Regions from separate parts of the Homo sapiens genome. Here all the other regions are linked to region 2. A link is a loop called in an ENCODE intact Hi-C map of the cell type or tissue named here. Cell type or tissue: Calu3. All regions are shown on one strand.

What was found. Peaks named below come from ENCODE experiments on the same cell type or tissue, not always from the same donor. Only the 100,000 strongest peaks of a DNase experiment are listed, where the experiment ranks them.
Region 1: a loop joins it to region 2, with 2.8 times the contacts of the local background. A loop is called at or near these places in 3 of 110 quality-filtered maps.
Region 3: it touches region 2 in a loop (6-fold over the local background); 9 of 110 quality-filtered maps call a loop at or near these places.

What each region holds. Positions count from the first base shown.
Region 1 is chr6:126,419,000-126,426,999 of GRCh38, reverse strand. It overlaps a transcript of CENPW not described here. Among named protein-coding and RNA genes, the nearest start is that of MIR588, 62 kb to the left of the region's middle. In Calu3, no CTCF peak of the experiment used is centred here; no DNase peak of the experiment used is centred here.
Region 2 is chr6:126,179,282-126,187,281 of GRCh38, reverse strand. It overlaps a transcript of TRMT11 not described here. Among named protein-coding and RNA genes, the nearest start is that of CENPW, 160 kb to the left of the region's middle. In Calu3, no CTCF peak of the experiment used is centred here; DNase peaks (open chromatin) are centred at 4,301 and 6,531.
Region 3 is chr6:126,308,355-126,316,354 of GRCh38, reverse strand. No RefSeq gene overlaps it. Among named protein-coding and RNA genes, the nearest start is that of CENPW, 28 kb to the left of the region's middle. In Calu3, a CTCF peak has its summit at 3,878 (motif pointing right); a DNase peak (open chromatin) is centred at 3,914.

The DNA of each region.
Region 1 (8,000 bases), 240 kb before region 2:
TATACTGAAACAAATCAGGTGACAAATTATATAAGGATTATCTACTGTTTTTCAGAACAGCTGCATCATGATGCCAGAAGACTTAAAGAAAAGTTTTCCAATTTTTTACATGAAAGCTTTATAAACTTACTGCGGATGTCACTGGTACATGCCTCATCTGTTACTAGCATAATCCTAGCAAAACTGTAAAAGTGTGACAAGGAGGAGGTCAAAAGCCACAGGTTCCTTTGAATAGCTCATTTTGTAGCCTTAGTTTATAAGTCTATTACCCATTTCTATTAAATTTTTGTATATTGTTTGAGGTAACAGTAGAGGTTCATTTTATCCTTATGAATATCTAATTGGTCCTGAATGATTTATTGATTTCCCCACTGAATTATCTTGGCATCATTGTACAAAATCAATTGACTATATATGTGTGAGCTATTTCTGACTATGTAGTATGCTCCATTGATCTAAATATCTATCATATGTCATGTATATCTTGATTATTGATTCATATCTTCCAGCTAAAAAAAGATACCATATTTTACCCTCTGATACATGGAGTGGTCTCCAACTGGGAGATATAAGAGTGAAGATTCTTAGGAATCTTTCATAAATAAACAACTTTCAGGAGGCACTAGTAGCTTTTAAAGGCCTGAAATCAAGTAGACAACCACAGGAAAAAAGAGCTTTCACTCAAGACCCACAAGCAGCCACAACTACAAATTATCACACTTTGTCTTTTTCCTTCTCCATTTTCCTACTTGGTTGTTTTTCCTTTCCTCTTTGCTAGTTTAAGGTTCTGTTAACAGAGCTAACATCTAACTATGATATCTGAAATAAACATGTTACCATTGTCTCTCTCTTTAATATTGATTTTTACATCCTCAGCCACTTCATGTTGTGTCTATATGTTTTATTCAAATCCTTAGAAAACCAGCCAGGCACTGGATTTTTGTCAGGGAGTGACTAAGGATGCACATTTAGTAGTGTATTATAAGGATCTGGTATTATAGGAAACTGGGTGGCACTCCTTTAGTCTCATTTTTTTGTAATACATAAGGTAATTTCCTGGGTATTTACAGTAAATGAAATTTTGGGGGAAAATTATCATAACTGGCTAAAAAAAAAGTATCCTAAGGCCCTTTTTCATGCTGTACCTTAGAGATGAACTTTGTCTCCACCAAAACAAAACTTGAGGGTTTTTTTTTTTCACAGCTAGCTTTGATAACCAAACTTTTATAGAAATAAGACTAGGAAAGAACTAGTGTACAGATGATGCATATTTGGTGGCTATCTCACTTTTATATACCTTACAAAGAGAAGCACTACTTATCCTCAACACCAAGCTCTTTTGCTATAGATCTATTTGATAATCTCTCTAATAAAAAAGGGATTGTGTGGTGCAGTACTACTCTTATTGAATGGAAAAAAAAATACCATTACAATACTATTTGACAATTTCATAAGAGTCTTTGGCCAAAAGAGTTTACGGTCCTTAATGATTAGTAATCTACTACTCAGCTCAAACTCCTATTGGCTACTGCCCTTAAATCAGACAGGATTTTTATGTCAGTAAATTGGTGTCTACCTTCAAGATAAAGGTCAATTTGGCTATTGGCTGTTCTTGAGAGAGAGTAAAAGAGCGAGAGAAGAAAGAAGAGACAAATAAAGATGTGGGTGATTTCACTACAGAAGGAAAGGAAAGACTTTGACCTCAATTGAAGTCCAAATTTTTTTCCTGCCAAGTAATTTTTTTGTATTTTTATAGATTTGGAGGGTACAAATTTTAACCCCTGCAAGAGAATTCCAAACAGCTCTCTTCTTCTCCAAACATTTCTTTTTTATCCTCTGTGAAAGACTCCAGGAGTGAGAAGAATCCTACTTGCTATTGACTAGGAGAACTATAAAATATCTATAAGCCATAAAACTGCTTTCCCAAGATGTTCATGAAATTGAATGAGCAGTAGTTCAAAATAGAGCCACGTTAGATATGTATTGTCTTTTTTCCTACAAACCTTTTTTGGATCTTTGATATTACTAAGCAGATTCAGGAAACAAACAAAGAAAATATGAAATTAGATAACTAGCCCATACTCCTATATCAGGTGCTAGAGGTGCTTAGGGATTGGGAATGGGATCTGGTTTTGAGGGGTAATTAGGGTTCTTGGATCCTGGCTTAGATGAGGGCTGCAGACTCTGATAATGATTCTTCTCTTAGTCTTTGTTTTCAATGCAGAGCTCAAATGCATAACTTTCAGAGTCTGTTGCACAGCCACCATCCAGTCAAATGATCCAACCCATGGCCATCCAACAAAAGAACAGAAAAACAGCTGCCTCCAAAAATGCAATACATGAGCACAGCACCCCGAACAGTGGTACAGATCTGGATTGATCTTTTCCTCAGATGATAATGGTCTATCCTCCAGCTCAAGCTGAAGAACTGCCACAAAGGGGAGAACTAAGCATTGAGGCTAACTGTGTGGTCTTAAATCCCTTCTCCACAAATTATTTCAAGTTCACATAGGTGCATATACTGCATGTCCTAGTCCATTCTTCAAATATGTTTCTGAATTGTGAGAAAATACCCAATTACTTTCACTATGAACTCTAAATCCCTACATTCCAGTGGGAAAAAATGAGCAGTAATTTAGTATATCATACTAGCTGAATAAGAGGTCTCAGTGGTGTAAAACCATATATTCAAATATGTCATGACTAACTCAGCCTCTTGCCTCTCTAAAAGTATAAAATAAATGGAATTCAGTTTCTCTGTGTGTGGTCTTCAGAATAGGACCCGAATAAAATGAAGTATTATTTGTTCTAAAAGGACATCAAAGTTTGAAGAACATCTTATTTAGTCAGTGTTTTTGAGACAATAGATGTTAGTAGGTTAAGAATCTAAGTCCTATATTATTCACCACAGTGTAAAAAGCAAAAAGATCCAAAGAAATTTTTAATACAAATTTTTTTCTAAAGTTAAAAAATGTCTCAATGTAATTTTCTTCTATAAAATCTAAATGTATTAGTTATTTAAAAGTAACAACTTTTCCTAATGCTAGATGATGAGTTAGTGGGTGCAGCACACCAGCATGGCACATGTATACATATGTAACTAACCTGCACATTGTGCACATGTACCCTAAAACTTAAAGTATAATAATAATTTAAAAAAAAGAAAAAAAAATTTAAGAGAAAAATTAAAATGTAAAGATTGAAAAAAAAAAGTAACAACTTAAAATACATATTTCTTCAGGGTGATTAAAATACCCCAAATACATTTTGCCTTTTACCAATAGCAGTGTTCTATGAATGCTTCCCATGATTCCTTAATTGGAAAATGCTATATTCCCCGCCCCACCCCCAAAAAGTCTCATGTTACACACCACCACCACCATCCACCACACATAACATCTTTCACCATTGCCAACATTTTCCTGTTGTTCATTGTCTATGTAAAACAAAGACACAAAAGGTAACTTTGACCTGGTTTTCTTATTAAAATTGTCTAAATCATATGGATGTAGACTTTAGCTTCTTGCCTAAAAAATGCTGTTGAATATTTGGCAGCATTTTTGTATCAAATGTCTCATTTCTGCAGACTCAAAAGAGAGTCCCTGAAGTGTCATACTGTACATCAATATGTCAATTTCAAGCAAGTGTCGAATTTTTCTGCTTTTTTCTGTTTCTGTTTAGAACAAATGTAGAAGAGAGAGGAAAAGAGTCAAGTTCAAAAGCAACACATATTGGAAAGAAAATAACTAACTTATAATGGTTCATTCTCCTTTCTTATTTCCAGCTTAGAAACATCTTTCTGTAATTAAAGATGTACTTCTTGGAGATTAAAAAAAAAATTCTACAGCCACTAGATGTCATTGTGATGTCATTCAAATACTGATGGGCAACCATACATCTAATAAAATGCAAAAGAAAGATTTATGCAAGAAGAAAATATGATACGTCATCATTATCTTGAAAATGGTGACAAAACACTTCCTTTATCAGGGAAAAGCAAGCTAAAGTTCCTATTATCTGCTGAAAAGATTCTCCAGGAACCTTGGGAAAACAATTCACTGTGGTTACTTGACGTTGTTCTAGCTTTATTACTTCAGAAGGCCCCGTTCATTCTACAGGCGTGCTTTAATTCTGAAATTATTAAGACTCCTGTTGTTAAGTACCTAACTTAAAAGGGGAGGAAACAATGGATGTGTGAAAGCAGTTAAAGGCACGTTTTCAGGTGAAGAGGAAAAGGGAGAAGGTTGAAGAAGTCTTATATAATAGTCCCTACTTCCTCTGTGAGTTAGAGTGAAGGCAGATCAAATTTTTTGGCATGAGGGATGAAGTAGAGTGTAGCTGAATGGTAAAAAACGATGAAGATTTCAAATATCTTTTGCAGGTAATGAAAGACTGTGATAGACTGAATTGTGTCCCACCAAAAGTCATGTTAAAGTCCTGTCATCATAAGGGTGAGGTCCTAATTTAGTAAGTTTGGGTCCTTATAACAAGAGGAAGAAACACCAGCGATGCACACAAATAATGAAAACGCCACGTGAGGATGAAGAAAAAGGTGGTCATGGGCAAGCCAAGGAGAAAGGCCCCAGGAGAAATCAAACCTGCCAGCACCTTTGTCTTAGATTTCCGGTCTCCAGAACTATGAGAAAATTAATTTCAGTAGTTTAAGCTACCCAGTACATTGTATTGTATTATGGCAACCCTAGCTGACTAATAAAAAGAGGTATATAACTAGGTTAATATAGGATTACTTGCGGAGTTAACATAGAAAAATTAATTTGTAATGATGCTGTGGCAAATACTGTTAGTGGCCTCCTCGATATTTATTTATTCTCATCTTTTTCCTTGCGAGAAAATATATATTTGCATACACACGTACACACATGCACATACATACACACATATACAGTCCTTCTTAAAGCTAACACTGGTTCTCAGCAAAGAAGTCTACTGAGACATTTCTGAAACAGATTTGCTTTTCAAATATAGGTACTGTCCCTTTTCTTCTGGTTATTTCCTTAATTTTTTTCCTGACTGCTCTTTGGATGTGAGGCAGAACATGGCAAATTGCTCATGGCCTTGAAGCTCTCATTAGATAACCATGATGATTAAAGCCAAATGAAAATAATAGTGGAGCAGAAAGCTAGAAGGAACTCAAAACATTAATAACGTAGTGGAGCTACTGTTATTAAAACAATAAACATCTTATTTGGTTAAGCCATTGTACTTGAGTTATCTATTGCATTCATTCGGCTACAATCTTTGACTGATAGAGATGCCAACTTAATAGACAGATTTACCCAAGACTGAAGGTTTGCCAGGCAATTATAGCAGAAAGACTAGGGGAAAAAATGGAAGTAATTTGACCAGAGACTAATGCAAATCCAACCTAGTTTATGTGGTGTAAAAAAAAAAAAAAAGAAAGTGTTAGAAAAGGTGCTATTTAATCGGGAAAATTTGCAGAAAAAAAGTCTTAATAAAGTTGGAGAATGGATGTGGAGGGAATAAGTAAATAAAATGACAGGAAAAATAAAAGCGGTAATCAGAGTGGCACATTAGAGTTTGCCATTTAATAATGAAATAGTTTCTTGTAGCAACACATTTCATAATATAGCCGGGGTAACAGTGGCTCAATTAGAGGAAAATAAAGATCTTTAAGGTAGACATGAAGAAACGTTGTCATCTACATAGACAGTAATGACAGGTAGAAAAATGGCATAATATGAGTTTAAAAGGAAGACTGCAGGCTATATACTAAAAGTTTTAATGAAATCTGTAAATCATCAATATACTACAGTGTGGAATAGTAGAGGACAAAATAACTATGAGATGGATTGACAGTATGACATGGATTTTAAGAGGATCAATTTTATACAAAACAAGAGTAACAGAAAGTTAAGAGAATATGTCTTCCAAATCCCTTGGTACTGGAAAGTAGCTTCCACTTATCTTTCTAATGATCTTTCAAGCAGATACTTATCAAATGTTTATTAAACAAAGAATGACTACCTTCTCAATTCTTGATCATATATAATTCCCACACAGAAGCCTTCTGAAAGAATCTGATGATAAGTTCCTAAATTATTTTCCTATTTTCCAAAATAAAAAATAAAAAAAAAGAGCAAGCTGACATTTTAGAAAGGCTGGAGACTTCAGAAACTGAACCTGGCCTTCAACCATGGTGATGTGTCCCTACTTTAATGCAATTTTCTCTTAAGCATCTTTCCCTTTGTAGGACCCACTTAATTAGAAGTCCTTTCCTTCAGTAGAGATTACCGTACTCCCCATTTAGCCTCACAGAGGACATTTTCTTCAAAGCTGCTTCCTACTGAGGACATAGATTGCCAGGTGTTTATTTCTAAAGTCAATTTCTTCTTCCCTAAAAGACCAACCAGCAAATATCTGCAGATAATTTGGTCTAGTTCCTATAGACTCTCCCACTAAATAAACTTGGGGAGCCATGCCATTTCTTTGCCAAGACAAATTAAGCTTACCTGTCTCCATCTATACTAATACCAACTTCAATTTCCAGTTGCTATGCTGCATCAGGTTACTTAACATAACATTTTAACCCTAATTTTGTAGTTTATTTTTCAGCGACTACCATTTTTTTTAAAATGTGTCTAAAGAAGATACTTGATGCAAAGATACTTATCTGCTTGCTTACCCTAGTTCAGTAAATCCTACATAATCTGACTCCACCCTATCTCTCCCATTCCTACTTGTACCACTTAGCTCTTAGGCCATCTCACATCCAGCCACTCTGGCCCTCTTTATTTTCCTGACAAAGCAAATTTGTTTCTCTTTCTTCTGCCTGGAGTGCTGTACTACCTGACCATCCCAGGTTTGGCTCCTTTTTATCCTGTGGATCTCAGCTTAAATATTCCTGTTCAAAGAAAATTTTCATGACCACCTAAAATAGCAAGTCAGCTGTTCTTTATGGCATCAACAATGTTAGTTTTCTGCACTTCATTTATAACTACTGTGCTAGGCAGAATCCTGGTCCTCCAAAGATGTTCATATCTTCATTCCCAGACCTGTGAATATGTTACCTTATATGCCAAAAGAGACTTTTTATGTGACTGGGTTAAGGATCTGGAAATGGAGAAATAATCTTGGATTTTCCAGATTGACTCAATATAATCATTAGGATTCTTATAAGAGAAAAGTGGGAGACTCAGTGGCATGGAGAAAACATATGATGATGAGGGCATAAGTTGGAAGAAAGAGACCACAAGCCAAAGAATACAGGAAGTGTCTAGAAGGTAGAAAAGGCAAGGAAATGGATTCTCTCCTAGATGCAGAGGAAGCACAGCCCAGCTATAACACTTTGATTTCAGCCCAGTGAAACCAATTTCGGACTTCTGGTCTCCAGAACTGTAAAGTAATAAATTTGTGTTATGTTATTGGTTTGTGTAAATTATAGCAGCAGTAGAATACTAATACTCTACCTGACATTTTTCTTGTTTTATTTATTTGTTATTTATCATCTGTCTCCCCTTACTAGAATATAAACGCCATAAGGACAAGAGCCTTGTTTTTTTATACTCACTGTTTATATTCTTAGAGCAATATATAATAGGCACTTGGTAAGTTGAATTGAGTGAATAATTGTTTATCATGTGTAAATTTTGCATTTTGTCTGTCAAAGAATTATCTCCCTAGACATCAAACCTTTATGCTTTTTGACTGTGAAAAAAGAAACGTTTGGTAGAGATAAAAGTACATTGATCATTCTAATCTCAGTGTTGGAGGACAGTTGCAACTTAGACTCTCCTGCACTAAAAATATATTCCTTCTCATCCTGAGTCAGCACCCTCATAAGAAGGACATGATCTACCTCGATATTTGTAATTCTTTGCCAAGGCACATGCTGTTGGTTACTAATTTGATTATCTTTTTAAAATATATATATATTTTATTATACTTTTTAAGTTCTAGGGTACATGTGCACAACGTGCAGGTTTGCTACATATGTATACATGTGCCATGTTGGTGTGCTG
Region 2 (8,000 bases):
CAATCTTGGATCTTGCAATTTGACTAAATTCACTTATTATTTCCAAGAGTTTTTTTGTGGGTTCCATAGAGTTTTCTTCATACATGATCATATCATCTACAAATAAAATGTTTTATTTCTTCTTTTCAAATTTACATGAGTTTATTTCTTTCTCCTTATTGTACTGGCTAGGACTTTGATATAATGTGGAAGAGAAGTGATGACAATGGGCATCCTTCCCTATTTTGATCTTAGGCAAAGTATTTCATTTTGCCATTAAATAAAATATTAACTGTAAGCTTTTTTATAGATGACTTTATTGGGTTAAGCAAGTTCTATTTAAATACTAGTTTACAGAGAAATTTTTATCATTAATAGGCATTGACTTTTTATAAAAGTTGGAAGAATATTTCTTTATTAATACTTGAAATTCAAGATTTAAGGTCATTTTTCATTAATTTTACCCAGCACTTCATGAGCTCTCGTGATCAGAAAACTAAAGGTCACGAGAGAAGTATTCAAGATTCAAATGCAGAATTTGAAGCTGTGTCAGAAAATAAAACATCAAGGGAAAAAAGTGACTAAACATTACAAAGATCTATGCGGATATTTAACAAAACTCCTACAACATATATGAAAGATTCCTAGATAATAAAAAGGTAGTTTCACAATCAACTTGAGTGAGATGTCTAAGTCAATATAATTAAAACAGCAATTTTCCTAGGTAATATTTAATTGTAATTTGTCAATGTTTAAGTCAACATTTTATAGTCACCTGAAAGATGCAACCAAAATATTACATTGCTTTCTTTTCCAAAATCAGAATTTGATGTAGCTTTTTAGTTCAACATCCCACTTCTTGTATCACTCTACAATTCTAGGAATTTAATTAAACTATTTGGTTGTTTCGAAGTTGAATTTAGATATTTTTATAGATCCCAAAGCAAGGTGTTTCCATAATTAAATAAAAAAAAAGAATACTGCTTTATCTTGAATTTAGATAAAATCAAACAAAATTATAGTTACTTTGTGCCCAAGATACATCTGACTTTATCAGTCTCACCAAAATAAGTAGTGATGCTCTGCCCTCTGTGCTGTAAACCAGTAAGCTGCCTATATTATGTTATTTGGTAAGCTATGAAAGACCTTTGTGCTCTGACAAGAAAATTATAGAGCTCCAAATCTCACAATTAAAGTAAAGCTTTGGAAATAAAGCATTTTCTTCAGAAGGATATTTTAAAATGCACATATCATTATGGAGGGTGATATGGTTTGGTTGTGTCCCCACCCGAATCTCATCTTGAATTAGAGTTGCCATAATCCCCACATGTCATGGAAGGGACCTGGCAGGAAATGATTGGATCATAGGGGCAGTTTCCCCATGCTGTTCTCATGTTAGTAAGTGAGTTCTCATGAGATCTGATGGTTTTATAAGCATCTGGCATTTACCCTGCTTACACTCATTCTCTCTCCTGCAGCCTTGTGAAGAGGTGCCTTCCACCATGATTGTAAGTTTCCTGAAGCCTCCCCAGCCATGCAGAACTGTGAGTCAATTAAACCTCTCTTCTTTATAAATTACCCAGTCTCAGGTATTTCTTCATAGCAGCAAAGGAACAGACTAATAAAAAGGGCTAACTAAACCCTAAAGCCATTATCTTAAATTATGGTCTCATTTATTTTATCAGCAAGCTTTTACCCTGGAAAGCAGTAAGAAAGAGAATAGAAGAACATTAGATAGAAAAATTAAGTATTGATGAATGAGAGAATATTTAAAAATTAGAAAAGCATATCAGTAAGATAAAACAAGTGACCTCTCCTTAGAATACACAGGCTCAAAAGATATGCAATATGTATTTTAGGTGGATGTTAAGAATAGTCTGGGGCCAGGACATGCAAAAGAAGCCTGGCTCCTAACCAGGTCATTGCTCACCATTCTAGAAGCTGAAGAGTCCCCTGAAAAAAGAGCATGAAGAGTGCCAAAAAGATTTGTGATGGCTTCCTGGAGAAGACTGTAGGAGTAAAGATAAACTTTGCTGACCAAAACAGCTTATCTATACTAGTCCTACTGACTCTATCCTTCACTTAGAAATAAATCTTCATTACCAAATAAATATATGAATCAAGGAAAAAATGTGACTTATTTCCAGGGGATTGCCTGCAAATACCTCCCCTACTCACCTACCATGTTTTCTCCTTTCTCTTGACCTTCAAGATCTACAATTAGAATTACTCTTTGAATTAGAACAATGTTCCTCAAACTTGAGTGGACCAGGAAGAAAGACATGATCTCAAAGACCCACAGTGTTAATATTACATATACTTAAAGTTGTTTAATAATGTGCAAACACAAAACCAGGTCTGTCACTCCTTTCTGCTTGATCCCACACAAGCTGCTGTCCCTGTTTCGTGTTTTTGGACAAGGAAATTCTTTGTCAGGCTGCCTCTGATTGCATTTAACCCTAGTTACTATGCAGCCTCTCATCTTAAAGAAATACTTTTCCTCCATAGTGACAACAACAGAGAGCCAGGTTCAGGTTCACCCTACTCTTGGAACCCACAGAATCCTCCTACAACACTGGCTGGGTCTACAATCTTTCTCAGCTACTTTCCTTCAGTTGAGGGAGCCCAAGAAGGTCTGAAGGAACCAAGAGAAAGCACCAAGAGAAAGATACAGGGGGAGAGAAAGGGTCAGACAAGCAAGTTATTGCCATCAAGGGAAACAGGCAGCCTCAGTCTGCATCCCAGCTTCACCATATTGGTTGTGTGATTTGCCATTCTGAGCTTCAGGTTCTTCACCTTTCAAATAAATAATAACAATAATTGAAGTATTATATGTAATGTTTCTGGCATAGTATAGCAGTTCAAAACCTGTAACTGTTACCATGATTATGCTCTGGACTTCAAAGTAAGAACATTGTCACCTAATGTCCCAAAGCTTCTATTTAGCCAGTCAGTGACCAATATTTATTAAGCAGTGGAGAATTAGAGAACACATATAATATACCCTCCTTGCCTTCAAGTACTTATTTCAAAGAAGACCTCTAGTGTATCAAAGTACAATTTTTGAGAGGTATAGAAAAAACTAGAAATCAAAAATCCTGGATTCTTAACATAGTTTGCACTGTGCATTACCTGTGCTTCATAAGGTAATCACTTCACAGTTCTGAGTCTCATATTACTCCTCTTTAAAGCAGAGATCATGTTTTGTGCTATGCCTACCTCAAGGATTATTATAAAGCCAAATAAGATATATTAGGGCATTAATAAATATAATCTATTATTATTAGTCATTTTCAAGACCAAAATGACATCTCATCCAATTATCTCATTTTCCAGATGGCAAGACAGAATCCCATAAAGGCTTCATGATTAGTCTAACAACATACAGCTAGAGCTGCGACTCGCACTAAGGGCTGAGGTAACTCTCTCTCAGGTTGCTCGCATCAGCTTCCCCTCCCTCCCACCCTCCTTCCCCACGTATCGTCCCCAGTGCCTTAAAAAGATGAAGCACTCTATAAGTGCTAACAGTTAATCTATAATTCTTATTAAAAACGGTGAGCTGATAGAGTAGGAAAATAATCAGAGTTTAGAGTCAGGGAAGGTTCCATAAAGATGAGTTCCCAGAGCAGGTGCTCTGCAGATCACAGGATCTCATTTCAATTCCCTGTCCAGTACCATTGCTTACACGCACAGCAATAAACTCCCCCAGCATTTAGCACTCCCTGGGACCTCTTTAAAAGGCCCTCCACTCTTCTAAACTGCCCAAGTAGGCTAATTAGTGAGGCTATCTGAAATCCTTTACTCCAACTGTTCAGATAGCTGCACACTTTGGGGACCTACCAATTGTTTCCCGCTTTCCATGAGGTGGCTTATTTTGGTCAATGCAACACCCCAACACCTCTGCCCACTCCTGAAAACTCTCACCCCAGATCATCTGGGCCTTATTACAGAAGAAACTTTTGCTCTCAGTACTTTTAACTTGGAGTGCTATTTGGAAAGACTCGGCTCATAAAAAGTCTTACAGTTCCTTTGTTGGCCTTATCATGACCTGAACATTTTGTTAACAAAGCACCCTGTTAATGTTTTGACCACAAGAACTAATGTGCTTGGGGTTGATGGTGTTGCCAAAGTGATGCTTGCTCCTAAAAAGGGAAAGTTTTAATTCTATTTTCAAAATAAGTCATCTTACCCCTGCTATATTAGGAAATGTCATCAATCAGTCTACGAAGCCTGCAGTGGGTGGGTGGTGTTGGAGGGATGGGTGTGTTAATTCACTTGTTATTCCAGTTTCCCAGTTTCACAAACCTCACCTCCCTGTAGGGGGCAGGTGAAGTTCCAACAGCCCCAGTTGAAATGGGCCTGAAATTGGCCTTTCAATTACAAAACATACAAAGGTATTATCAGTGGGTGCAGCCAGGCTGATACCTAGTGACTGGGCAGAGATTGCAAAATAAAAAAGGTGATCTGAGGGTCAAAAGACAGACAATGATTCAATTCATTATTTCCTGGGCAAAGTCATTCTCAGCTCAGGAAATCCCCAGAGTCCTAAGTTCCAAAAATAATCCCTCTAAGAGCAAATCTTTAAAGCTGTCTGCCTACCTGCACAGGAATGAAGGCTGCAAGCTCAAGTCAGGAGGAAATGTAGTATAGTATTGTACAAGGTGTCCCAGAGAAGAGGCTTAAACACCTGGAAAAGGGTCACACTGCATGGTGGGGTTGGGGGAGTCAGGGGTCAGGCTACCATACTGATCTCAAGCACAGACCCCATAAGGGAAGATGACAAAAAGGGGTCCTCAAAAAGAGACCACTAAGGCCTTCAACAATCAAACCCCATTAGCCCAGATGCACAGTAAAGCAGTCTATACCAGGTCTTCCTGAGTGGTAAGTCCAAATCCTCTTGAAGAAACGACCACCAAGAAGTGGGAAAAAAAGAAGAAATGCTACCCAAGTCAGCAAGGCTCTATTCACAGACAAACTCCCTTCAACCCTTCTGCTTTGCGAGGATATGCTGATTATCACAGGATCCCCCATCGGTACCTCCTAAAGAGCACCTCTTCCTTCCCCAAAATCTTTCCCTCAACCCTGAAAAGTCATATTCTTTACATCCTTTTTGTAGAAAGGTTCTCAATCCCATTCTGCTTTGATGCACCTGTGCACTCTAGAGTTTATGTTAATACGTAATATTTACATTCTATAAAGTTATAAAAGCTTTCATGTTTTATATGCTTTATCTACGAGGTTGTTATCTCCTGTCTTATCTCCATCAGTCTGTAAAATCATTGATAGTAGAAACTGTCTACAATTTCTTTTGAATCTGTCTTTTCAGACCAAGGAGTTTTATCTTGAAATATCTGTTTTTGACAGGATGACTTGCTATGTATTTGGCAAACTGTATTCCTTACCTCTAAGTGTTAACAAAAAGCCATTAAAATAATAGAATTAATAAAGGAAAGGAAATAAGGCTAGTAAGAACTTTGGCTCAGTAAGCTGCCTCAGTTGCCTCAGCTCTCCTGAAAACAGGCCAGATATTAGAACACTTTACACTCACAGGATACTAACATCAATCCCAGTCTTGGAAAACACCCTCTTCTTCTTCATCCCCAGAGCCAACATGGCTGACAATGTTTTCTATTAACTATCATAATCACAATCCCACTGGAACAATGGTGCCCTTTTCTTTTAAATCAGAGTTCACCTTGGGCAATTTACATTCCTGACCTTTTAAGGTAAAGCCTTCTTGCTCCTTGGTCCAACCCACAAAACCCTTTGATATGTAGGAATCTGTATTAGGGTAAAAACAGTTGGTAACATGACCCAAGAGGCCTAAATTGAACAGAAACTTCTCTATCACTGGAAGAAATCAAACAGAAGTTAGGTGATAATCTTAAGCAAGGCTGTTGTCAGGGGAATTTATAAAATGAGGACAGGAGTGGGACTAACAATTATCACATGCACTTCCAACTATTAGGGTTTGGGATTATGAATGTTTTAACAAAAATAAGAGGATTTAGGTGAAACATTTCTACCAGCCTGGTCATGCATTAAGCCAGAGGAAAATTTCACCCAGACACAAAATCTTAATTCAAAGCAATAATTGGGAGTGAAAACATTTCTATTCTTAACCTCACAGCAAAGATTCAAAAAATAATCTAGAGCAAGTTTCCAGTAACATCAAGCACTAAAAGAGTTTCATGTTTTTAGCCAGAAGTAATCACTAAAATATTCCTTTAAAAAAAAATCCTCTTTCTAAATGTGTGTCCTATTTATGGAACAATGAGCAGTTTAAATCTTGAGAAAATTGTGTTCTTGTAAATACTTATTACGTAAATATAAAACATAAAGTAAAATATAATTTGTTTTAAAATTTCCAAACAAAAGATTTTACTGCTCAGGGAATGCCCTTTGCGCTTTAAACTATTAAATTAAGTTGTGTAATTAGTTGGGCTTTGTCATCAGAGTCATGTTGCTATTACATGAAAAGACAATAGGACAGAACTTTAGCAGTCAGAGTAAGACAAGCAATTCCCATGACTCGTAAACCACAAAACTGTGTGGCCAAGTGACTAAGGCATCAGCACCTGTCTTAGGCTCATATTGCCACATGCGTAAGCAGTTGTTGAAGAAAAATAGATAGTAACTCATTGATTTGAATACTGTCTTAAAAGTATATGAATCATTCTTGTTTCTATATGTTATAGCTCTGACCTAAACTTACTACCTTCTTTACAGTAATCCATTTAAGGACTAACATGTTAGGAATTACTGTGTTTATAACTCTAACACTAAATTTTCTTTGCCAAATTTTCCCTGCATAAATTTTCCTGGCCTCCTGGCTATAAACATGATAAACTACACATCCTTGCTAAATTGTCCTTGCGTCCTTTCTGAGAACATGATAGACTGTGTAATGAATGAAGGTGATACTAGGTTCACTTGGCTAATGGCAATAATTACTATGGCTTGGACAAGGTATTTATCACTTATACAGAATATTTAGCTCTCTGGTACAAATTCTGATTTGAATGGCATAAAATATACTCAGGTATATTTTTAAAAAATTATAATACATATTCACAATAGGTAATCTTTGTAGATCATCTAAGATGACCAAATAAAATATTTCTGAAAATATAACCTCACGAGTCAATGATCAAAAAATACAATGATTGAAGTTTTGTCTATAAAGTTATATCTTTTTTCCAATTTCTTTCATTCCAAACTATTTTTTCAGTCCTTTATCACGTAGCATATTCTATTCTAACAAAGGAAATTTGATTCAGGCATATTGATTTATTATAGTTTACAAATAGGTTTTTCTCCTTTCTTATATAGAAACTGGTTTGACAGAGTTGGATATAATCTATAATTGAAAAAAATTCAATAAGCATGAATTTAGTTTGTGTGTTTTTAAATTTTCTTCCCTAATTATTAGAGGTAAGTTAAAATGTGTTCATATTTTTTAGGTGTTTGAACCTTATAACAATATTTCAGAAAACAGAAAAAGTTTAAAATCATTTTACTTGCTTGAGTGCTAAGTGAATATCTTTGAAAAGTATATACTTCACTCTCATTTGTGAGCTGTCTTATAGTTATTCTTCGCTATATGTGAAACCTGACATGTAGTCTTTCAGTTTTGTCATCCTATCTGCTCTTGCACTTTAGTTAATATTATTTGGTAGAAATGCCATATTTTGATTTTTTCATGACAAGTTAATCTTTGGGGAAATGAAAGATTAAACAATGGGAATGAACAGTCAGAAAAGTAGAAAAAAAACTTTGTTCAGTGTGATATCCTGGAAGCCAAGTGAGGAATGTTTCTAAAAAGAGGACAGGATCAACACTGTCACATGCTGCTGATTTGGTACAGTAAGAGTACTCTGATGGGTTCAAACAAGTTCAATCAGAGCATGTATATATAACTATGCTCTTTCCAACTCTACTTAAATAACAATACAGAAATTTTTAAAGATCTGAACCCACATAGATAAAGAGAATGGAAGCAGGGACCACAGCAGAGGAGC
Region 3 (8,000 bases), 130 kb before region 2:
ATAATTACGTTATAGTACGTCATACCCAGGATTACTATTATAGAATAGTGTAAACCTGTAAGAATGTGTGTCCTATAGAGTCAATTAATGACCCCAATTCTTTGTCCCCTCTCAAGGGCAGGGCATTTTCCCATGCTTTGACTCTGGGCTTGACTATATGACTTGCATTAGTCAAACAGAATGTTATCAAACATGGCACAACCAAAGGTTTCAAAAGTTCTTGGGCAGAGGAACTCGTTGTCTTGCTGCTCTTGCTCCTTTGCCATAACCAGAACACGCCCAGGCTACCATGCTAAAATGTGAAGAGCACATGGAGGAGAGCTGAGTTGTCACTATGTTGACCATCCTACACCAACCAGCCCCCTCCATCACCCAGCTGACTACAGAGAGACACATGGGACAGCCCAGAGGAGATCTGTGGAGCTAAACCTAAATCAACAAAAATGCCAAGACAATCATAGACTTCCAAGACAAAAATCAGTTGTTTCAATCCTTTTACCAAAACAGTATATTAGTAAGGATAATTCTGATTAGAAAATGATGTGATAGAATGTTTAAAATGCCATTACCTAATCAGAATTTTTCCTAACAATTTATCTTTTTGAAAATTGAACTGAAACAGCACACCTCACCATTACTCCCCCCTAAATATTTCTTTCCTTATTTGGCTCTCTCAAGAATTGAATTTGTATACAGTACTCCAGATTACATTCAGTATCAAATTTACCCTTGCTAAGAGTATAGAGTTAGAATACCTCAGCTTATAACAGAAACAAATTTCTGTAAGGACTACTTACTTCCAGAATATAATGTTTTAACCAGGAACTAAAGATAATTATTAACAGAGTATTACATCTAAAAGTGTTTCTTTTTCAAATCAAAAATATAAATAAATCATACAATTGTAGAAACATAAAATCGAAAGAATCCACAAGAGATGCTAACGCTGGGTCAATAAGCAAAAATTTAAAATCAGCATTCATTTTAAGATACAAATTAATATGTGCATCTCTTATTGATGTTTTCTCTCATTTTATGAAAATACTATGCTATCTAGAGGAACTGGAATCATGATTTGTTTCCCAAACTACTGCAAAGCAGGTACTTTCTTAACAAACGAATAGCAGACATGTTTTTCTGTTTAGGTAAATGTTAATAATCACAGCTGCTTTAGTAATTCAGTTATTCAGCAAAGACATTGTAAACTACTTGAAAAGGAACCATCTGGCTTGCAGTTGTAACACTGAAACCAATTAAAGCATTCAAATGACATTTTGTTTTTCATTTTAATCTGTAAAAATACATTTTGCAAGTTCCAATTAGGGGTTGATTTTTCTCTATTGCTTTTATAATATGAGTCTGACTCAAATAATTTTTAAGTTCAATAAAGCCATTCCTATAATTGATGTTATATGGAACACCAGAGGATTTAAATAATAAAAAAATATAAAATATACATACACTGATATACATAGACACAAATAGTCTAGTACACAAAATTTCCATGTGTCAAACTGATAATAGGGGAAAATGTCCACCATTTTGCAAGAATTCGTTAGTTAGGAATACCCTAAGAACCTCATAATCTAGTTAAGGAACTGTATCCACTAAAGAACAAACAGCTAAATCACAGAACTCAAAGGTTGTAATCAGAAAGTACTTTTTTTCACCCACTTTTCCTTTCAATTTATTCAGCAGTCTGAGCTCTTCTCTTTGACCTTGGAATAAAGCACAGGTAGCCCCATGACTGCTCTCAGTTTTCAACAAGAAAAAGTACTAGAATCACTGTGGGTTTCAAAGCTTCAAATGTTAAGTCTCAGGTAATTATCAAAGCATCCAACTCCATTCAAAATTAGATCTATTCTTGGTTCCCCAGGTGGAGCCTGTAGGTGTCAATGAAAAGAGTCAAACTCTGTAAAATATTTGAAGAGATTTATTCTGAGCCAAATATGAGGGACCACTACCTGTGACACAGCCCCAGGAGACCTTAAGAACATGTGTCCAAGGTGGTCAGGCTATAACTTGGTTTAAACATTTTAGGGAGACATAAGACATCAATAAATACATGTAAAATGTGCATTGCTTCTACCCAGAGAGGTGGGACAACTTGAAGTGGGAGTGGTGGGGAGCTTCCAGGTCATAGGTGGATTCAAATATTTTCTGATTGACAGTTGGTTGAGTTATTATCTAAAGACCTGGAATCAACAGAAAGGAATGCTTCAGAGCTCTTACCAGACCTAAAAAGATGCCAGACTCTTAGTTAATTATCTCCTGGATAAGGGAAAAGACCTGGAAAGAGAAGGGGATTCTCTACAGAACGTACAGTTTCCCTGTAAGAACAACTTTTTAGGGACATTTCAAAATATGTCAAAGAAATATACTTTGGGATAAAATACCTCCATTTCTTTCAGGGCCTGCTGTCTGTTATGTGATGCTATACTAGAGTTAGGTTGGGATTTGGTGTCTTGTTGCTACAAAATGTCTGTTTTATCAGTCTAAAAATCTCTGTTTTATTGTTAATGTTGGTGAGTTGCACCTGAATTCCTAAGGGAGGAGGGTATAATGAGGCATGTCTAACCCCTGCTTCCCATCATGGCCTAAACTAGCTTTTCAGGTTAACTTTTGAATGGCCTTGCGTGATAGAGGAGTCCATCAGTCAGTTGGGGGGCTTAGAATTTTATTTTTGGTTTACATAGGCCTGTTGTAAGTAAGAGGCCAATAAAGGAGGGGAGGTACGTTTTTATATTTTTTTCTCTCTTGCACTTTCCTTTAAACCTTCACTCCTGCACCACCATCTTGCTAACTGTGGTTTTGAACCTTTCCTCCAGTGTCAGAGGAGGGAAGAGGGATGACTGGGGGCAGGAAGTTTTTATTAAATACTTGACCACTACTATCTTAAGTTGCCTTGTGTGTTTTAAGGGCTGGCAAATGTTGAAAGTTAGCACTTTCTCTTCTAGGAAATTTTTGTATATTTTTTGGAATGTCCCATTCCAGGTGCTCTCTGACGTGCAGTAACATTGACTAGGGTGAAGGCATGGCATTTCAGTGGTTGCTCACTTCTCCTGCTGTAAGGGATCTGGTGCTTCACCTCTAACTTCACCTGAGACTCCCTTGCCATCTGTGGACCTGCATTCACAGTATCTTATAAAGCATCTATGTCAAATCCCTCTCTTGGCCATATGTGATGTACAGGAAACACTCAGGCATCCTTGACCTCCACAATATCTGGGGCAATGGGACAACCCCAGTAGCAAAGCTTCATTCTACCTCCATGCAGCTAGCCACTCCACTGTTTTCTGTACTTCTCTGGGACTCCCTAACTGTGGGCCATTGCTCAGCCTCTCAGAGGAATTGGTTAGAAATCCTCTGCCTTGACTTAAGATGAAGAGGCAATCATGGGTTTGTTCAAAAAATCCTCTTTACAAATCTTTCCTCACCCTCTACTCTCTTTGCTGTTTATATTCCCAATGAGACGGTTTTTTAGTCAAGGGTTTTTAGTCAAAGGGATTTTTAGTCAAGAAGCCCATTCACAGACATTTCCTTTGAAAATTTTCATTTTGGTCTTGCATCTCACTTTAGAATTTCACAACCCATTACATTCTAATATTTCAATTAAATTTTCACTTTGGTATCTGGCCTTAATAGTAGTTTTTTTTTCCATAATGATCCTTAGCCAGAGCACATTTAAATTATGTACAGAGAAAATATTTCCATCTTTAAAACAATAGTAGCATTACAAATATTTAGCACCTCATATAAATCAGCTCTCTATATTCTCTATAATGTTACAGAATGGAGTACTAATAAAATAAAATAATTAGTTTCTCTTTGTAGTGGCTATTGCCATTGTTGGTCTGGCCTAGTCACCCTCCTTTGAAAAACAGTTCCACATCTTGACAGTAGGTGGAATCATGTGACCCAGGCTGTACCACTCAAAGAATGCTTTAGTCCTGGGCACAGGAATTGGTTCAGGAATAGGTCTATGCTTCCAGGTGAGTCAATTCATATTCTTCCCTATGATTTTTCTGCTAGAGATGATAAAATACTATCTTTTCTCCCTGATTATGAAGCTGAAAGCATGAGACCCTAGAACTTCCAGCAGCTATGTCCCTGACACCCAGAAAGAAGCACTATTAGAGGTTGAGAGTCTGAAACCCCTAAGGCTGTCCTAGTGCCTCATATCTTCCTTTATGTGGTCAACTCCAGCATCTCCCCTATGAATCTTATTTTTCACTTGAGTTAATTTAAAAGCTGTTTCTATAATTTTCAATCAAACATGAATGGGCTCTTGATTTTTTAATTCTCAAAAGGTATATCGTACCTAAGATCATAAAATGTTTTAAACCCAAATAAACAAAAGTAAGCCTAACTTTAATAGCAACTATAGCATTGATATTAAAAGTAGCTGTAATCCTTCTAAAGACATGAACAAAGAATAAAAGAAGACATTCTACTATTTAAAATTCAAGGGAATAAATTGACAGTAGTAATAAAAAAGATAAGCATATCTTTTCAATTCCCTGATTTTGTGACAACTAAGTGTTTTAACTCCTGGTTCTTTTAGATGCTTTGGTGGGACTAAAGACAAATGTAGCGAGTTCAAAATAGACTAATTAATGGTGAATGAGGACATTGCTTTCAAGTACAGAATACACATAGTAGGAAGATGAAAATGTAAATTTCTTTTCTCAACAAAAGCAAAAGAGAATATATAGAAAGCACTAATTTTTAAAGAATACTTAAAGTGGCAGGAAAATTAACACATCATACGTGCCTTGCCTAGATCCAAACATTCCAAAATATACATGTTTGCTTTTATCTATTTATCACCTCATTGAAAAATGACTTTAAGTAGCAAGAGAGTATTTGGACGCCTGCCTTCCAACAGTTTGAATACCCCATTCAAAGAGTCTCCAAAATACATAAGACACCTTGTGCTCATATCATCTTATCATCTCCATTATTATTTACTTTCAGTTTCAGATACTTTTTATAGAAAGCATAAAGGTGAAATCTATTTATGATCTGTGCAGCAAACCGCCATGGCACACATTTACCTATATAACAAACCTGCACATCCCGCACATGTACCCCTGAACTTAAATGAAAACGTGAAGAAAAAAAGAATTTAGAAACATTTGTCACATAGGTAACATAGTTTCATATTTAAATAGCAAGCTGACCTGAATTATATTCTTCATTTTGTTACTGAGTGCAATTTAGAGTATGAGCGTATAAACAGGTTCATGTAGAATAAAGAAAGTCCATTGAATGAGTAACTTATCATTGATCTGCGGTTTCAAATAAATTTTAACTACGTTAAGAAATTCATTTACTAACTTGCTATCACATATTAATGTGTTTTTTTAATTTAACAAGTATATAATAAGAGGAAATTTTCCTCATCTTAAAAGAGTCTTATGATCAAATAGAAGCGATAACCAGGCAAATTCAGAACACACATTAAAATGTCATTATAGTTCTAATGGAAGTGTGTGTGAGTGTGTGTAGGCATGCATGCGCTTATGCACTTGTCTATGTAAGATGTAATCTAATTAAAGAGGACCTAAATTTACATAGGTATGTAAATTCCACAGAAATGGAATTGGGAAATTGAAGAAGAAAACTTCACAGAAGAAATAATATTTGATTTCAGAATTGAAGAATCAGCTGGAGTTTCCCAGGTAGCAAAGTGAGTATAAGGCATTCTATGCAAAGGGAATATAAGATACAAAAGCATGAAGATGTGAGAAAGCAAATGAAGTCAGTAACCAGGTAATTTAGTATGACTAAATCCTAAGGTGAATGTTAAATGGTAAAAGAATAGGCAATCAATAGCTATACTATGAAGTACAACATGTTTGGATTTTTCTCCTGTAGCTGTAAGAAGTGCATTTAAAGTCTTCTGGGTGGGGATATAATATAATCTAATTTTCAGAATTAAAAATTTATATTGGTGCATAAGTGACTTTAGTCACCATCCTACTTTTTAGGGGTCTATATAACTACTATATTTATATAGTTAAAGAACATAGGTGCTGGATTCAGATTGAAAGGGAGATAATTAAATATAATAAGTATTAAATACAGGCTGGGTGGAAGACGGTTGCCAGCTGGACCACTTGAAATCTATCTGAACTTCATAAAACACATAAGTCTTCTTAATAGGGACCCCCTGTTTCATAATGCATTAATTTTAAAAATTATATTTTAATGTTATTTATAAATAGTCTTGAAACACTAAATTTTCCAAATATACCTCTAAAATTAAAAAGATTATTAGACACACATTTTAAATGAGTTTATTTTTAAAAGTAAGAAAATAGCTTGCCAAAATTGTATCATTGTAAACTGGCTTTTCTTGTTAAATAGAGGGAAAGGTCATAAATCAAATATAATGATTTATATTTTAATTTATATTTATATTTTCTTTTTGTAAAGTAGACCATTCAGAACAGAAGTAACTTTGAACTACTCTATTGTCAAACATGTATCTATTACCTTTCATATGATTTTCATAATCCATATAGTTATCCCAGACAATTGCCAGAGCTATATGTATTTAAACAGTGTTTTGCTTCCTCTTAGCTTGAATTCTCCATCATTTTGATTGTCAAGTAAAGTTGAACTAGTGAATTTGGAACATCAAAATCTGATCTAGGATAACCATTGGTTACTGTGGTCAATCATGACTTTATGGTCTCTTTTACAGAAATGAGAAAAAAATTGCAGTAAAAGAGTATTTGTACAAATTATTCAAACAGTAGAAAAATTTAATCTCATGGCAATAGAAAATAATAGCTAACATAGTCTCTTCTTTGTAAAAGTCCTCAGTTTCTGCATTCATAGAAGTATAAAACATTTTCTTTTTAAAAAAAGATAGCACCACTACTTTTTTAAAGGCCATTTTTTGTGTTTTTTTCTGTTGTTGTTGTTTTTTGAGAGGGTGCCTTGCTCCGTCGCCCAGGCTGCAGTGCAGTGGCACCATCCTGGCCCACTGCAACCTCCGTCGCCCGAGTTCAAGCAATTCTCCTGCCTCAGTCTCCCAAGTAGCTGGGACTACAGGTGCTCACCACCACACCTGGCTAATTTTTGTATTTTTAGTAGAGACAGGGTTTTGCCATGTTGGCCAGGCTGATCTCGAACTCCTGACCTCAGGTGATCTGCCTCCCTCAGTCTCCCAAAGTGCTGGGATTACAGGCGTGAGCCACCATGCCCGGCCTTGAGGCCGCATTCTTAAAAGCATGCAAATATATGCAGCTTGTATGAAAATCACCATGTGATGTACCTATTTGGTCACATTGAATATTAAAGGTTGCAGGGTTAAGCAGAAGGCCAAAAAAGAGGTGAGTTGACCACGTCTTCCAGGACTTTGAACCACATTTTTGGCGTTAAAAACAAAAACAAATGTGTTATCCATTGCTATAGTACTTTGGTACCAATGTGTTTTATGCACAAGGGTCATATATTTGTATTTTTCTCTACTGTAATGGATTAAGGTTGAGTCCCATAGCACTATAGTATTTGTATTTACAAATAGAAACCACATTTATTCTGAATGCATTTGTAACTAAGTGTATAATTCACAGCTTTATCGCTTGTTTTATGAATCCATTTGACTTGGGACAGAAAAAAAATAATCAAGTCTATATATTTCAGGGCCTGGTCTTTATTTATGCAGAAACTGCTTATTTATTAACATTAAGCATCTCCCATTTGGTCTCAAAAAGACATATAGTTACGTGGAAACAGAGCAGCTTTCAGTTGATGATTGCACAACTACAGATGCTTTTTTCCAACACCATCACAGCTGAGGAGGTCCACCCAAATGAAAAACAGTACTGATGAAGTGAGAAACAGAAAAGCGGTACCATGCAAATGTTATTACATAATAAAATGCAGGCCAGCACACATTTTTTAAACCCTTTTTATTAAATTTATGTGAATCAAGAGGAAAGGGTGAAAAGTATATTTACTGATGATAAAAAATATTCTCTGGA